2 separate regions of the Homo sapiens genome follow, and region 1 is linked to region 2. Evidence: chromatin contacts called from ENCODE Hi-C or POLR2A ChIA-PET data. All regions are on one chromosome and are shown on one strand. Each heading gives the region's core, a stretch centred on a gene start or an enhancer-like site at or near the end of the contact. The rest is flanking DNA. Distances are from core to core; before and after follow the strand shown. Region 1 overlaps MACF1 (microtubule actin crosslinking factor 1). Region 2 has its middle 19 kb from the start of MACF1.

Region 1 (5,438 bases), core at 2,034-4,533, 47 kb after region 2:
CATCCTATCTCGCCACTACCTAGTTGTCTTTCAGCTATTCCTAATTATGTGCAGTTCTTTGAACATAAGCTTTTTCTTGTCTCCATGAATTTGCATTAGCTATAACTTTATGTAGCAACTTTATTCCTTCCCTTCTCTTTCTGGCTTATACTCATCTTTTAAGGTTAGATAGAGTCACTCCTCCTTGAAACTTCATTAAGTCCCCCATATTTCCTGTCCCTACCCAGGTAGGCTTAACCTCTTATGTTCATGAGCACTCTGTGCTTACCTGTTATAGCACTTAATCAACCTGTTTTGAAGTTGTTTCTCTTATTTAAAGAATAAATGAGGCCAGGTGCCTGTAATCCCAGCATTTTGGGAGGCCAACGCGGGTGGATCACCTGAGGTCAGGAGTTTGAGAACAGCCTGGCCCATATGGTGAAACCCTGTCTCTACTAAAAATAAAAAATTAGCCGGACGTGGTGGGTGGGCACCTGTAATCGCAGCTACTCTGGAGGCTGAGGCAGGAGAATCGCTGGAACCCAGGGGGCAGAGTTGCACTGAGCCGAGATCGCACCATTGCACTCCAGCCTGGGTGACAAAAGCGAAACTCTGTCTCAAAAACAGACAAAAAAAGGGAATGAACGAGGTGGATTTTAAAGAATAAATACCATTTGGAGAGATGAAGAGGAAGAGAAGTAGCCAGTCATGAAGGGAAAATAAGTAGTATGAGCAAAGAGTCAGTGATTTCGATGAGACTATAGTTGGAAGCTGATTCTGATTCAGTCTGCAGATGACACGGGCTTGGAAAGGTTGATGAAGATGTTGGATAACTGAATCAGCATCTAAAAAGATCAAAATATGTTGGAATGACAGTGATCAAATCTAATGAGAATCCTGGCTTTAGATACTTTCAAGACTCCATTAAGTGAAAGATGGATTAAACTTTTAAGTCTAATAATAATACTTTTTTATTTTTTTGAGATGGAGTCTTGCCCTCTTGCCAGGCTGGAGTGCAATGGCACGATCTCAGCTCACTGCAACCTCCGCCTCCTGGGTTCAAGCGATTCTCCTGCCTCAGCCTCCCGAGTAGCTGGGATTGCAGGCATGCGCCACCATGTCCAGCTAATTTTTGTATTTTTAGTAGAGACGGGGTTTCACCATGTTGGTCAGGCTGGTCTTGAACTCCCCACTTCAGCTGATCTGCCCACCTCAGCCTCCCAAAGTGCTGGGATTACAGGCGTGAGCCACCACACCCAGCCTAATAATAATACTTCTAACAGTCCCAAATGAGAGTCAATAGGCAGAAGTTACAAGGAAAGCAGATTATGACATTTTATAGAATTATTACATTGGTACTTTGTCTTATGAATTAGTGAATTCTCTATTATCCTAAATTTTAAACATCAAGAATATTGTAGATTTATGGGAGATTTGGAGAGACCTTTCAATGTGAACTTATGATTCTTTGTTGTTGAAGGGATTTGTGTGTCAGCAGAGAATTAGACTATATAATTTCTAAGGTCCATACCTTAGTGCTGTAGTTTATAGTAGGAAGAAAATTGTTCCTTGCAAAGCAAGAAAGGATTCAAGGCCGAAAAGAAGGATGTGAGGATAAAACCAGAGACCAAGATAAGAAAGTACTTATTGAATGGCTATAAACTCAAAAAAAATAAATAGATAAATATATTCACCTGGGATGTAGAACAAGCATTGACATTGTTTGGAATGGCAGTATGTTGGCTTTTCCTAGGGGATCAATAAGAAGAAAATAACTGGGCTTGGGGAGAGAACCTGGCTGAAGCTTGTATGAATTACTAGTGAACCAGATTTATATACCTCTGCAACTTTCTTCCGAAATGTTCTCTGTCTTGGAAAAGATATGGAAGAGTCAAGCAGCGGGCAGTTATGGTAATTTAGGTTTGCAGATTGTCATGGTGAATGTAGTAGTAGGCAGTTAGGCAGGGGGAGTTCCTGGGGTATTAGTGAGGGCAGCTTTGAATTGCATAACCATGTTGTCTAGCATGGACTGGGATAATCTTAGATGTTCTTTTTCTTTTTATGAGATTGTGTCTTACTCTGTCACCCAGGCTGGAGTGCAGTGGTGTAATCACGGCTCACTGCAACGTCCACCTCCCAGGTTCAAGTGATCCTCCCACCCTCCCACCTCAGCCTCTTGAGTAGCTAGGACTACAGGTGCACACCACCACCTGGCCAATTTTTGTATTTTTAGCAGAGGTGGGGTTTTACCATGTTGGCCAGGCTGGTCTCCAACTCTTGAGCTCAAGTGATCCACCGGCCTCAGCCTCCCAAACTGCTGGGATTACAAGGCATGAGCCACTGCAATATGTGTGTCCCAAATGCCAAGGCCTGGCTGTAGATGTCCTTAATGAATAGGGTAAAATAAGAATGGAGTGATTGAAGGTTGAGAATGATTAGGAGAGGGTATGAGAGACTGATAATGGTAAGTGCTAAATAGGTATGTTTGGGGAAGGAATAAGGCCCAAAATGTGGCAGTGTGGTGGCTGGACATGAATTGGAGATGAGTGCCAGTGGAGCCAAGTAGGCACAGATGCATTGTCACATATATCTTCACGTATATGTAGAGATGATAAATGAACCAAGTCATCGGGGAAGGCTAAGGTAGATTTGCCATGTGGAAGGGGATAGGCCACGGAGCATGGTCAATGACAGTGAGGATGATTTGAACAAGAGGTTATATGGGATGGTGTGGGCTTTCAGAAATAGAAAAGGACCAGGACTGATGGCTCACTGGTCTAGAAATGGCTCTGGGGAATTGGCAGGAGTCGGAGAAAGTAAGTCCTTTACAGGATAAGGCCTCTGTGGAGCAGTCATTGTCAAGCATTGACAGTCATGTTTTTGTTAAAGAGGTAAAAAAAAAAAAACCTGGAGAAAAAAGGAGTTTGCTGCTGTGACAGGAGAAGGTAGAGAGGGAAGAGATGTGCAGTGGGGGTAAGCTGGGCAGCTTTGAGAGTTTGATTGTTTTGATAATGGCTGGTAAAGAAATTGGAATGAAGGAATTCCTGGGGTAGGAGAGGGAGGGAGTTGGGCATTCCTCAGGCAGATCAGCACATGAAGAGTGAAATTTAACCACTGCAATATGTGTGTCCCAAATGCCAAGGCCACCCTGTCTGTTGGTGGTATCACGGCTTTGGCTTTTTGAAGCTTGTTGTGAGGGAAGTGGGGAATCAGTCTGCTCCCTGCTCTGCTCAAATTATTGTGCTAAGGAGACTTTGCCATGGTATGATTTTTGAGGCACGTGGTGATTCTGTCTGATTTGTAAACTGACAACGTGATCAGGGCCAAAGAGGAAGTTCAGCTAGGCCAAACCTTCCTAAGAAGAAGTCACTGTCCCACAGTTATGTGGGTAAGTTGTTCTAGAGAAACAGAGATGTGGGCAGGGCAGCAGCGTGGGAACCTGTTACCTGGGTAGCACTAAGCCAGTGCCTTCTCTGTGTTTCCTTTACAGATGAACGGGACCGGGTTCAGAAGAAAACGTTCACCAAGTGGGTCAACAAGCACTTAATGAAGGTAGGACCCTTTCATATATATGCTGCCCCAGCACCTCTCACTGCTCTCATCTGGATCTGTCATTCCTTCTTTCAGATGGTTTAGATTGCTTGCTGTGTGCTCAAGTCTATGAAGATACACATGTGACTTTTCTTTTCTCTTCTTTTCTTTTTTAATAGAGAAGGGGTCTTGCCATGTTGCTCAGGCTGTTCTCAAACTCCTGGGCTCAAGCAATCCTACTGCCTCAGCCTCCAAAGTGCTGGGATTACAGGCATGAGCCACCATGCCCAGCTTTTTGAAAACTAATATAGTCATAATGGCATGGAAACTTGTATTAATCTGCTTCTTGGTGAAGACATTATTACCTACCATTACATCAGGAGGCAGAGGCTGAAGATACCATGGGATGATTTTAAAAATTCGAAGAACAGTTTATTCCTAGCTTTATACATTGCTTTATAAGCCTGTTTCTTTTTTTTTTTAATTTATTAATTTATTTTAAAATAGACACAGGGTCTCACTATGTTGCCCACTCTGGTATCAAACTCCTGGGCTAAAGCGATCCTCCTACCTCTGCCTCCCAAAGTGTTAGGATTACAGGCGTGAGCCACTACACCCAGTGTATTTTTATTTTTTAATCTGAATACTATGGAAGGATGATAGAGGGGGATTTTCTCTCTTTCTCTTAAAGTGCATGAATCTTAAATGTTTAACTTGATGAATTTTTACATGAATTTTACCACCAGGTAGTCTAAAATACAGAATATTTCCAGAATGGTTAGGGCTGAATGAAGATTATTATTATCATTATTATTATTTTAAATAGAGGAGAAACCATAACAGAGGCATGTTAAGACTCACCTAAAGATAATAATAATAATTGTTATATATTAGATATATAAAATATAATAATAATATATTATTATGGTATTATTATTTTAAATAAAAGAGAAACCAAAACAGAGGCATGTTAAGACTCACCTAAAGATAAACAGTATGACTACTGTGGCAGTTAGAATCTGAAAACAAAGTTTTTGAATTATAATAATAATTAGTGCTTCTCTGGGAAAGGGAAAGGTCACCAGTGATCCCTTAATTGCCCTATCCAGTAGCCTAGTTTTATCTTCCTCTTATTTGATTTCTCTGTAGCATTTGATACTGTCGTCTACTCCTTAAAACCCTCTCTTACAATGACTTCTAGAACATTGCTTTTTCCTGAATTACCTCTTTCCTCTATGAATGCCTTTTTTTCTGCCTGTTTCACTGGCTTTTCTTCCTCTGTCTGACTCTTCCATGATGGTGTTCCCCAGGATCCTAACCTTGGCCATTTTTTGGTTTTGTTCTCTGTATTCTTTTTGGGCAGTCTCATCCATTGTAGCTGCTGGGATTGTTTTGTTGCATGGGATGCAAAGAAACATAAGTAGAAATGGATATGGGATGATCTCACAGAATCTGATGTCTAGATGCAGCTGGGCTTTATGAAAACTAAACAGTTATCAGAAAACTACTCTCATACTCTCTTTGTTTTTTTTTTTTTTTTTTTTTTGTTTGTTTGTTTCTTTGTTTGTTTGTTTTTTTGAGACAGAGTCTTACCCTGTTGCCCAGGCTGGAGTACATTGGGAAGATCACAGCTCACTGCAGCCCTAACCTCCTGGGCTTGAGTGATTCTCCCACCTCATCCTCCTGAGTAGCTGGAACTACAGGCATGCACTACCACACCCGGCTAATTTTTAAATTTTTTTGTAGAGATGGGTTCTCACTGTGCTGCCCAGGTCTTTCTTGTTTTTGTTGTTGTTGTTGTTGTTGTTGTGTTTTGTTTTTTGTTTTTTGAGATGGAGTTTCACTCTTGTTGCCCAGGCTGGAGTGCAGTGGCACGATCTCGGCTCACTGCAACCTCCGCCTCCTGGGTTCAAGCAATACTCCTGCCT
Region 2 (5,995 bases), core at 32-2,531:
ATGAAAAGATGCTTAGATGCTTAACATCATTAGTTATTATGGAAATGCTAATCAAGATCACAATGAGATACCACTTCATACCCACTAGAATGGCTTTAATAAAAAAGAGAGTGAGGATGTGGAGAAATTGGAACACCCCCAACATTGCTGGTGGGAATATAAAATGGTGCACCTGCTTTAGAAAACAGTTTGGTGGTTCTTCAAAAAGTAGAGTTGCCACATGACCCAGCAATTCCAAAGTATATATCCAAAAGAAATATTATATTCATAGAATATAGAAAACATATATTCATAGAAAACTCGTACATAAATGTTCATAGCAGCATTATTCATAGTAGCCCCAAAGCAGAAACAGCTGAAACATCTATCAACTGATGAATGGATAAACACACTGTGGCATATCCATACAACAGAATATTATTTGTCAGTGAAAAGGAATGAAGTACTGATTGATGCTAACATGGATCAACCTTGAGAACATTAGACTAAGTGAAAGAAGCCAGACACAAAAGGCTTGTATGATTCCATTTATACCATTTATACATAATAGGCAAATCCATAGAGACCATAAGTAGATTAGTGGTTGCTAGGGGTTGAGGAGGGGCGAATGGGAAGTGACTGCTAATTGATATAGGGTTTCTTCAGGGGGTGATGGAATGTTCTAAAGTTAGATAATGGTGATGGTTGAACAACTCTGTGAACATACTGATACTTAAATATCCATTGAATTGTTTACCTAAAAAGGGTGAATTTATGTTAACCAAATCTCAGTGAAGCTGTTATAAAAATATTAGGCTGATTTGTAGGTATGAATAGTATTTGTCTGTTTGTATTGGGCCCCTTATTGCTGCCACTGAGAATCTTGAAGTTGTCTTGAATATTTTGCTTCAGAACTGTCACTGTCTTGAGCAGGCAAGTTACTGTTGCCCCAAATCTTCAAGGTGAGAAACAGGTTTGCAATCATTTTTTTGCAGGAGAATACATGATGGCACTTTATATCAGGAAGCGAACTTTTAAGGTGAGCACTCTGAAGTTGAAGCATTTCCAAGTTTTAAGTGGGACTGTGCCCTACCTTAGTTCTTACTTCATCCTTTAAACTGTGTGTCACACTGGAGTAGGCAGTTTCCCAGCCCCATACCCAGCTCCACCAAGATCCTCACTTCTTTCATCATTTGCCCATTTTTCCCCAGGCTATGTTTGATCTTGCTCTGAGGCCTTCTTTCTTGGGAGGTATAGCGAGAGTAGCTGCAGAAACCTCTGGGTGGCACCCTGCCCCCACAGGATTACCAAAGAATGACATGTGTGGAAGAGGCTCAGGCCTGTGTTGGCAGGAAGAAGTGACTCATTTTTCATCAAAGGAATTTCAAAGAACATATAATGACAGGATGATGTCACAGGAGCAGGTGGAGACAGGAACCTTGATTGAGCTGCTGGAAGATATTAAATGGTGTGGCTGCCTGGGCAGTCAGAATGATTGACCAGCATAAATCACAGGAAACATCACCTGTTTTTTAGTTCCTATTTCATGAGCCCTGGTGTGGGCAGTGCTGTTCATGTGCCCTCAGAGCATATGGTTGAGTCTATGCATGTCTTGGGTATACTGTGTTTGTATCTGGGTGAGATGGCTCACAACATCCTGTGCTAGTCATGGACTTCTTTTTCATGCAGGGCGGCGTGTGTGGGTTCCTGCACTGTGTGCCTCAGTTCTATAGCTAGCAGGGTCTGTGTCTTGGAAATGAGCCTCACATGGTCATACTGGCTGGTTTGAAGGCATGACATTTCCTCTGACATATTTAGAGAGGGGAACTTGCCTTGACATCAGAAGGTCAGATCTCAGAATTTTTTACCTTATTGCCAAAAGTACCCTAGTTCCATCTAGTATTTTGGCAAGAGCTAGATCTTTGCTCAAAGCCCAGTTAAGTCTTGTGGTGGTGGTGTTTTTCTTCTTTGAGTAGAGGGCCCTCCAATGGTGTTGTATGGTTGAAGCTGATAAGGTGAGGCGGAGTGTGGTGGCGGGATGGAGAGTTTCAGTCAGGATAAGTCTTAGTATCTTTTCATATCGCAAAGCAGTAAAGTTGGTTAGGTTATTCAGGCTGTTATTTATATTAAGATTGTGAAAGAGTGCTCCTGGTCATCATCATGCACCTACCAGAGTCTGTGTGATTATGAGGTTGGAGGCTAAATTAGCCATTTACACAAAGATAAAAGAGAGGCTAGCATTGATAATATTCTGCCTCAGGTTTCAGGCCTCTCAAGGAAGGTCTTAGGAGAGATGGCTTAGCAATATCAATTGCTGCCTTTGTGCTTATAACTCGTTCATCTGAAGATGGCCTGGAAAAAGGGACTTTTAGGCTGCATAGGACACCACCAAAAAAGTAGAAGATACTACCTCTCTTTAAGATGTATCAGGGCTGGTGCTGGGCGTGGTGGCACACGCCTGTAATCCCAGCACTTTGGGAGGCCGAGGCAGGTGGATCACGAGGTCAGGAGATCGAGACCATCCTGGCTAACACGGTGAAACCCCATCTCTACTAAAAATACAAAAAAATTAGCTGGGCGTGGTGGCGGGTGCCTGTAGTCCCAGCTACACGGGAGGCTGAGGCAGGAGAATGGCATGTACCTGGGAGGTGGAGCTTGCAGTGAGCCGACATGGCACCACTGCACTCCAGCCTGGGCGACAGAGCGAGACTCCGTCTCAAAAAAAAAAAAAACAAAAAAGGAAAAAGAAAAGAAAAAGATATATCAGAAGAGCTGGGCATGGTAGCTCACACCTGTAGTTCTAGCTACTCGGGAGGCTAAGGCAGGAGGATTGCTTGAGCCCAGGAGTTCAAGGCTATAGAATAGTGCCATGATTGTGCCTGTGTAGTCACTGTACTCCAGCCTGGACAGCATAGAGGCCCAGTTTCTTTAAAAAAAAAAATTTTTTTTTTAAATAAACCCAAGATATATCAGAAGCAAGAAGGAAAAGTTAAAAAACAACAACTATAATTTGAAAGGGAGGAAGGAAAGCTTTATTTATTTCTTGACACAGTCTTTAATTGTTACGTTCTTCTGGCTGATCATGAGTTTTGTTTTTAGACAATATTACTAGGTACACTGTAGGATGTAAACAGATCTTTGGAGTAGGATAAGAAGGAAATGAGTCAGATAACTTACTTCTTAGAGAAGGGTGCTGGACTTTCCGGGGGCTTAGTTAGCAATATTCCTCCTCCCTGCTAGCAGCCATCTCCCTGTATCTCTTCATGAAATAACAAATCATTAGAAGAGATTTTTAACCTGAAGTGCTGAAGGACCCAGGGAAGAAAGTTCCCTAGGGTGTATTTGATTTGGGAGCCCCCTGAGGGTAATCTGTGGTGATGCTGTTTCAGAAGTCACCACCTGACTCGTTGTCAGATGAGTCTGAGCCCAAGACTCGTACCTGCCACATAATATATACAGGTCCTCTCTCCCTTTGGTTATGAGCTAAAGGCCTTTAATCATGAGGTAGAGGAGTGGATAAGGGAGAAATATCTGAAACCCAATTAACCAGATTCCAGAATGTTAAGGGAATCCATGTGGGGGCTGGGATTCTGAACATCTCTCTCTCTCTCTCTCTCTCTCTCTCTCTCTCTCTCTCTCTCTGTGTGTGTGTGTGTGTGTGTGTGTGTGTGTGTTTTGGTGGGGGGTGAAATGACTTTTTTTTTTTTTTAATTTGAGACAGAGTCTCACTCTGTCACCAGGCTGGAGTGCCGTGGCATGCTCGGCTCACTGCAACCACCAACTCCCTGGTTCAAATGATTCTCCTGCCTCAGCCTCCCGAGTAGCTGGGATTACAGGCACGCGCCACCACGCCCGGCCTAGAAATGACTTTTTTAGGGGCTCACCTATAGGATAAAATCCAAACTCATCTTGTCATTTAAGATCTTTCATAATCCAGTCCAACTTTCTATAACATTAAATCAAAATTATACATGTTCTTACTTTAAAAGGTTAAAATATTACTATAAGGCATATGACAAAAATAATCTGTATTTTCCACTATTTTTTTTTAAGAGACAGGGTCTCACTCTTCCACCCAGGCTGGAGTGCAGTGGTGTGATCATGGCTCACTGCACCCTTGAACTCCTGGGCTCAAGGGATCTTCCCACCTCAGCTTCCTGAGTAGCTTAGACTATAGGTGTGTACCACTGCGCCTGGCTAATTTTTTTTTCTTTTTGTAGAGTTGGGGGTCTTGTTTTGTTCTCCAGGCTAGTCTCAAACTCCTGGCCTCAAATGATGCTCCTACCTTGGCCTCCCAGAGTGCTGGGATTGCAGGTGTGGGCCCCCACACCTGGGCCACATTTCTGTTTCTTTTTTTTCTGCACACACAAACAGCCAGAATATATTTCTTTCTCTTTTACTAGTGATTCTTGATTTTTTTTTTTTTTTGGTTTTGAACATTATCTGTTGATATTCTACTACAGAAAATTAGGGTTTAGTTTTTTTATTCTTACCCCCTTAACGTACACACTTTCTCTTCCCCCTTCTTCCCAAAGTCACACGTTATTGCCGTTATATTCAGTGTTCAGATTATTGTGATTATATAAATATTGCTTAAAGGTGAGCTATGTAATATACTATGATTACATTTCCTTTTTGGACCAACTTTTAATTTTTCCTGGAATTAATAATTGCCATATTTTGTCACTTGTTTACTGATCTATGTACATACCTTCAGACTCTCTCATGGGACTCTAAGACTTCTCTCTCAGTATGTTGAAACATATCAAATAATCTTTTAGTTCAATAGTCTATTTGGAGACATCCCCCAGGAGCTTTCTCTTATTCACTCTGGATGGGTTGCTCTTAAAGCCTTTAGTAAAGCTGTCATCCTGGCACTTCCCTTCACTATCATACGGGGAAATTCCCTCACCTGTCTTCCCTGTTGGATTTCATGTTTCCCAGAGCTGATGTCGTATTTCATGATGTACTCCATTTTTTCATTGTGGTATATCCTAGCTTCCTGAGAAAGGATACAAGGGAGGTAAATGTTTTTGAGACTTTGCTTATCTGAAAATGTCTTATTCTACTTTTCATTTGATTAAGAGTTTGAGTATAGAGTTCTAGGTTGCAAATCACTTTCTAGCAGATTTTTTAAAAAATTATTTAAAATTTTTTTGTAGAAATGAGATCTCGCTATGTTGCCCAAGCTGGCCTCAAACTCCTGGCTTCAAGCAATTGTCTGGCTAATACTGCCTTTTAAGTCTCTCTAAGGATATTAATTAGAGGCTGTCTTTCTCTCTCTCTCTCTCTGTCTCTCTCTCTCTCTGTCTCTCTCTCTCTCTCTCTCCTCTCTCCTTCCTTCCTTCCTTCTTTCCCCTTTCCCTTCCCTTCCCTTCCCTTCCCTCCCCTCCTCTCCCCTCCTCTCCCCTCCCCTCCCCTCCCCTTCCCTTCCCTTTCTTTTCTTTTTTCCTCTGCATCCAGCATTGTCTCTGTTTCTTCTGAGCTCCTTCTATTTATTTTGGTCTCTGTCTTTCATGTTAGAAGTTCTCTTAAAATGTCTGATGTTTCTTGGTGATCTTCACATTTAAGACTTGGGCCCTGGCCAGGCACAGTGGCTCACACCTATAATCCCAGCACTTTGGGAGGCCGAGGCAGGTGGATTGCTTGAGCCCAGGAGTTCAAGACTAGCCTGGGCAACCCCATCTGTACAAAAAATTACAAAAATGAGCTGGATGTGGTGGCGCATGGAGGCTGAGGTGGGCAGATTGCTTGAGCCCCGGAGGTTGAAGCTGTAGTAAGCTGAGACTGCGCCACTACACTCCAGCTTGGGCAACAGAGTGAGACCCTGTCTCCAAAAATAAAAAAAGAAAGAGCTGGGCCCTAAAATGCTGATTGGTGGGACTCGTTAACTGGTATACTCCTAATGAATAACCAGGTAGAGGAGGTTGGTTTCCCCAGGAAAGACTGGCCAGTCTCCCATCTGGGGGCCAATTCTGGTAGCTAGAGCTCTGGGCCAAGTGGAGCAATTGGCCAG

Evidence for each region. Hi-C counts contacts between places; a loop is a spot of excess contacts on that map. ChIA-PET counts read pairs that join two places held with the same protein, here RNA polymerase II (POLR2A). Pooled maps may share reads with other maps.
Region 1: a pooled map shows a loop between it and region 2 (2.4-fold over the local background). The contact joins two enhancer-like sites. A Hi-C loop is called at or near these places in 8 of 168 maps with a recorded cell type or tissue (B cell, CD4-positive, alpha-beta memory T cell, CD8-positive, alpha-beta T cell and 3 more), 11 of 37 single-sample maps with no recorded cell type and 15 of 50 pooled maps. POLR2A ChIA-PET finds 5 or more read pairs at or near these places in 25 of 52 experiments (B cell, CD4-positive, alpha-beta T cell, CD4-positive, alpha-beta memory T cell and 18 more).

Annotation. Positions count from the first base shown.
Region 1 is chr1:39,227,713-39,233,150 of GRCh38, forward strand. MACF1 (microtubule actin crosslinking factor 1) reads left to right here. Exons shown (of 101, transcript NM_001394062.1): 2 at 3,470-3,531. Among named protein-coding and RNA genes, the nearest start is that of MACF1, 26 kb to the left of the region's middle. RefSeq lists enhancers at 3,215-3,284, 3,305-3,374, 4,738-5,438. Within about 2 kb of position 3,284, at least 8 of the 41 ENCODE cell types and tissues checked have a DNase peak (open chromatin) inside an H3K27ac peak, as active enhancers do; they include B cell, CD8-positive, alpha-beta T cell, OCI-LY7 and 1 more, where a contact is called at or near this core.
Region 2 is chr1:39,182,595-39,188,589 of GRCh38, forward strand. It overlaps a transcript of MACF1 not described here. Among named protein-coding and RNA genes, the nearest start is that of MACF1, 19 kb to the right of the region's middle. RefSeq lists enhancers at 547-1,746, 987-1,501, 1,256-1,525, 1,502-2,015. Within about 2 kb of position 1,282, at least 27 of the 41 ENCODE cell types and tissues checked have a DNase peak (open chromatin) inside an H3K27ac peak, as active enhancers do; they include B cell, CD8-positive, alpha-beta T cell, OCI-LY7 and 1 more, where a contact is called at or near this core.